Linked DNA regions of Mus musculus: region 2 is linked to region 1. Evidence: chromatin loops called from intact Hi-C (ENCODE). Cell type or tissue: heart. All regions are shown on one strand.

Region 1 (2,500 bases):
ATAGGTGGCACCATTCCCTGGGCTGGTGATTCTGAACAACATAAGAAAGTTAAGAATGAAACTGAGAGCTGGCCAGCAAGACTGCTACATAGTGACTTTAAGGCCAGCCTAGGCCACATGAGACCCAGTTTCAAAAAATAAAACAACAGCTAGGCAGTGGTGGCACACACCTTTAATACCAGCACTTGGGAGACAGAGGCAGGCAGATTTCTGAGTTCAAGGCTAGCCTGGTCTACAGAGTGAATTCCAGGATAGCCAGAGCTACACAGAGAAACTCTATCTCAAAAAACCAAAAAATAAAAATAAAGTAAAACAGTAAAACAACAAAAACACCACTAACAACAACAATTAAAGGAGGAAGATGCTTTAAGAAATGAGCCCTAGGGGCTGGAGAGATGGCTCAGTGGTTAAGAGCACTGACTGCTCTTCCAGAGGTCCTGAGTTCAATTCCCAGTAACCACATGGTGGCTCACAACCATCTGTAATGGCATCTGATGCCTTCTTCTGGTATCTGAAGGGAGACTGGAATACCATTGCTCTGATGCCTAGCTTATAATGTGAGCACTTTGTTCCACACATACTCCTGACAGCATGTCACCAGAGGCCCCAAGTGATAGGATCAGTCAATCTTGAACCCTCACCATTGGTCCCAATGAATGGGTCAGTCCAGAACCATAAGCCAAACACAACCCTTTTCTCTTTATAAGTTAATTGCCTCAAGGATTTCATTAGAATAATTAAAAATGATTAATACAACACTCTGATATATTCTACTATTAATCTAGTTAATATCAAATATACAAACCCTGTCTGACTCATGCTTGCCAAAAGAATCTTGTGCTTCCAGGCATCAAGAACTCATGGCCTGGAGACTACTTATATAGGGATGGATAATTTCTTATATGATGTCACTGTGTCACACCCAACAATGTCTCTTTCAACTAATAGTCCTTACAGTGTGCTATTAAGAAACTACAATAAAGTTTCCTGTTAGACTTTGCTCAGGGGCTACGCAGACCCAAAACAAACGAAACAGAACTCTACTCAGAGTCCGCTAGGTGGCTCTCTCTTCCAGCCCTTGAGGGCCTGCCCCGAGTCTCCTGGGAATTTGCTTTCTTCTGCCTTCATTTCTTGCTGTCTGACCTGGCTCACGCTTACAGTCCCTGAAGTCCTGTACAATTACGTCTCCTATAAACAGGAAATGAAATAGTCAAAACCCGACATCAGTAGCAATCTCAAAATAGATGATGATAAGTTCGTTCCACTGAGCAAAACTTCCAGCAGGGCTCCGGGGTACGCGCCCTCGCTGGTGAAGTGCTGGTTAGGTGTGGAATTAAAGGTCAGTTGAGTGCCTAGCATGGTGGCACAAGGCTGGCCTAAACTCACAGATCTGCCTGCCTCTCCCTCCAGAGTGCTGGGATCCAGCACACCGGCTACGTGAAGTGTTTATAAGAACAGCTAGGAGCTGGTTTGCAGACCTGCCCGAGTCTTCCGCTCCAACTTCGTTGGTCCTTCCGTTCAGTTTTCTTCTTCTTCTACGAAGCCAAGGCCTACTGTAGCCTTTAACAAGCATGTGTGGGTTTAGAGAAGGAGAGAGCCACGCTCCAGGCCCAAAGCCAGCTTTAATTTTAAATAAGTTTCACTGAATTGGGACCACGTAAAGACCATTTGTCACTTATGTCTGTAGGGGGCAGCAGAGACAAGCTGGACGTGGGTGATTCCATTCAGCCAATTTACTCTTTTTTTTCCTTAGGACGTTTTCTTTTCCTCCGATGTTACACTTGTCCAGTGGCGTCTAGATTCCTTAGTCGAATGCTTTTATTCTCCTGGAAAGATTAAGAACAAAATCCTGTCCCAAATCTAATTCTGGGGGCTCCTTTTTTAACAAGTTATATCTTTCTAGGACAAAATAGTAGTAATAGTAGGTAGTAGTAGTAGTAGTAGTAGTAGTAGTAGTAGTAGTAGTAGTAGTAGTAGTAGTAGTAGTAGTAGTAGTAGTAGTAGTAGTAGTTGTTGTTGTTGTTGTTGTTGTTGTTGTTGTTGTTGTTGCTGTTGTTTTGGTTTGGGTTTTGGGTTTTGTTGCTATTTGTGTGTCAAGTTGACAAGATGTCAATCGTACTGGCTGGTTTTACCTGTCAACTTGATACAGCTGGAGTTATCACAGAGAAAGGAGCTTCAGTTGGGGAAATGCCTCCATGAGATCCAGCTGTAAAGCATTTTCTCAATTAGTGATCAAGGGTGGGAGGGCCCCTTGTGGGTGGTGCCATTCCTAGGCTGGTTGTCCTGGGTTCTATAAGAAAGCAAACTGAGAAGCCGGGCGTGGTGGCTCACACCTTTAATCCCAGCACTTGAGAGACAGAGGCAGGCGGATTTCTGAGTTCGAGGCCAGCCTGGTCTACAAAGTGAGTTCCAGGATAGCCAGGGCTATACAGAGAAACCCTGTCTCCACCCCCCCCTCCCCCCCCAAAAAAAAAGAAAAAGAAAGAAAGCTGAGTAAGCC
Region 2 (2,500 bases), 110 kb after region 1:
CCGCTGGCATCAGAGTCCCCAAGCACAGCCCACCTCTCCTATTCCACATAACAGCTGTGATTACAGTAAGCCACACTCCTGTCACTCCACCAAAACGGTCGGTCCCTTAAAGACAGAAACCCTGTGCTGTCACTCCGTTTCTCTACGTTCTATATACACTCTGCACCAGCCTCGCTGCCAAAGACACGTACGCGCTACCCTAGCACAGGGTAGCTACGGGGACACCGGGGTCCCTCAAACGGGCGCCCGAAGTTACCATTTCCGCACTGCCTCTACTTCCCCCTTTCAATTAAGAGGTGGAGGAGGGAGAAGAAAAGCTTTGAGGCGTGGTGACAAGAGGACGAAAAGCGGCGGACAGGCCCAGCCTCCAGCCCTGCGGTTCCGGAGCTCGCAGGGAACCGGCGGGACCTGAGGACGGAAGACCCGCGCGACAACCACCAGCCCGAGTGGCGGGCGGGCGGACGTGGCGGCGCTGCCGGCGGAGGCTAGGTGGGCGCGGCAGCTTTCGCTCTAGGACTCCGGGAGGCCGTGCCAAGCCTGGGCCGACAGCAGGGCTCCGGGCGCGGCTCCTGCGGTCCCGGCCCAGCCGGCGAGGACGTGGCGAGGGAACCCGGCTCGGCGCTTACCATGGTGAGGCCGCAGGTGGGGCGCGCTGCGCCGCGCTCTGGCTCTGCGGGGACTCGGGCTGCTGCCCAGAGACGCGGAGCTCTGGCCGCTCCGGACCTGCCGCCCCTGACAGGAGCCTCCGCCGCTTCGCCTCTTGCCAAGATGGCGGCCCCAAGCCACGTCTCCAACCGGAAACGGCGCGGGTCAAAGGGCGGGGGGCGGGGCCAGTAAGCTCCGAAGCCAGGAAACTCAGACCCCTGTTAGCCCAGGATTTGCAGGTTTGGCTAGAATTGTGGAGCGTCATTCCTCTGTCCTTTCTTTCTCTTCGCCTGCGTTTATTTGGTGCTGCTTCTTTTTTTTTTTTTTTTTTTTTTTTTTTTAAAGATTTATTTATTATTATATGTAAGTACACTGTAGCTGTCTTCAGACACTCCAGAAGAGGGAGTCAGATCTCGTTACGGATGGTTGTGAGCCACCATGTGGTTGCTGGGATTTGAACTCCGGACCTTCGGAAGAGCAGTCGGGTGCTCTTACCCACTGAGCCATCTCACCAGCCCTTGGTGCTGCTTCTTAAAGTTCGTAAAAACACTCAATGGAATATATAAAATAATCTGTGACCATGAGGAACTAGTATCCTGAATACATAACGTCTAGAACTCCCGTAATAAAGCCGGCATGGTGTCCCCTCACCTGTAATCAATTCCAGGTAAATTAGGAAACTGAGGAGGAAGACCAAAAATTGTCCAGCCGGGCACACGCCTTTAATCCCAGTACTCGGGAGCCAGGGGCAGGACGATCTCTGTAAATTTGAAGCCAGCCTGGTCTACAAAACAAGTCTGGGATAGCCAGAGAGAGCTACACAGAGAAACCCTGTCTTGAGAAGCAAAGCACTAATAAAATACTGACACATACAACATAGATTAGCCTTGAAAACAGGTGTAAAGAAACAGATGCAAAGGCCACTATTTGTTTGCAATGACTAAACCAGGGATATCTGTGAAATTAGAAAGCTTATAAGTGATTTATCGGAGTTCCAGAAGACTAGGACATAGCGGCTAGTGCATTATGTTTGGAATGTAAGTGCCATGGAATTACCCAGAGGCAGATATCCTGAAAGCCACTGAACTGTACGGTTTATCTTCAATATGTAATTATTTTATTTTTAAATCCTATGTGTGTTCAGACATGTGCCTGCGAATGCAGGCGCTGCCTGATATGGGTGCTGGGAATCGAACTGGGGCTTTTTGAAACAGCAACGGATACTCTTGACTGCTGAACCCCCTCTCCAGTCCTGAACTGTATACTTCAAAGGGCTGGGGTTTTTTGTTTGTTTGTTTGTTTGTTTGTTTTAGGGTCCTGAGAGATAGCTCAGCAGTTAAAATCCTATATTGCTCTTGCAGATTTGGTTTTCTCCTGCCTCAAAAAAGAAAGAAAAGAAAATGTATGTTCACAAGTGTCCTTGGTCAGGCGCGCCTTAGAGGCTGTATAACAGAAGTAAAAACAAACGAGGAATCAGCGCGACCTGTGCTTAAATTCTTTTCAGTACTCAAGGCCTTAGTCGTTAGTTAACTCACTACACCTCTCTAAGCCTGTTATTACTCTTTAAACTGGTGGGAGCACATACTTCATAAATTTATAGAGTTAGATAATAGAAAATAAATTAGACTGTATAAGCTAAGTGTTCCACCACAGTAACTGCTCAACAATTTATACTTGTTATTATGGACATAGCATCACAAAGATAAAACCAAAAATAGCAATTCTACTCAAAACATATTTTTGAGGCAGTTTTACTTCCTATACCTGCCTGACCTAGAACTCACTATGTAGATGAGGCTGGTCACGAACACACAGAGGTCTGTCTGCCTTTACATCCTTAGTGTTAAGATTAGAG

What was found. A loop is a pair of places that touch in the nucleus more often than their neighbours do. Peaks named below come from ENCODE experiments on the same cell type or tissue, not always from the same donor. Only the 100,000 strongest peaks of a DNase experiment are listed, where the experiment ranks them.
Region 2: a loop joins it to region 1, with 2.4 times the contacts of the local background. A loop is called at or near these places in 1 of 42 quality-filtered maps.

Annotation. Positions count from the first base shown.
Region 1 is chr9:44,654,209-44,656,708 of GRCm38, forward strand. No RefSeq gene overlaps it. Among named protein-coding and RNA genes, the nearest start is that of BC049987, 17 kb to the right of the region's middle. In heart, CTCF peaks have their summits at 1,057 and 1,684 (motif pointing right); a DNase peak (open chromatin) is centred at 1,113; H3K4me3 peaks cover 717 bases.
Region 2 is chr9:44,767,044-44,769,543 of GRCm38, forward strand. It overlaps Arcn1 (archain 1), which reads right to left and starts at 765. Exons shown (of 10, transcript NM_145985.4): 1 at 627-765. The coding sequence starts at 629. In heart, a CTCF peak has its summit at 1,147; a DNase peak (open chromatin) is centred at 628; H3K4me3 peaks cover 1,454 bases; H3K27ac peaks cover 977 bases.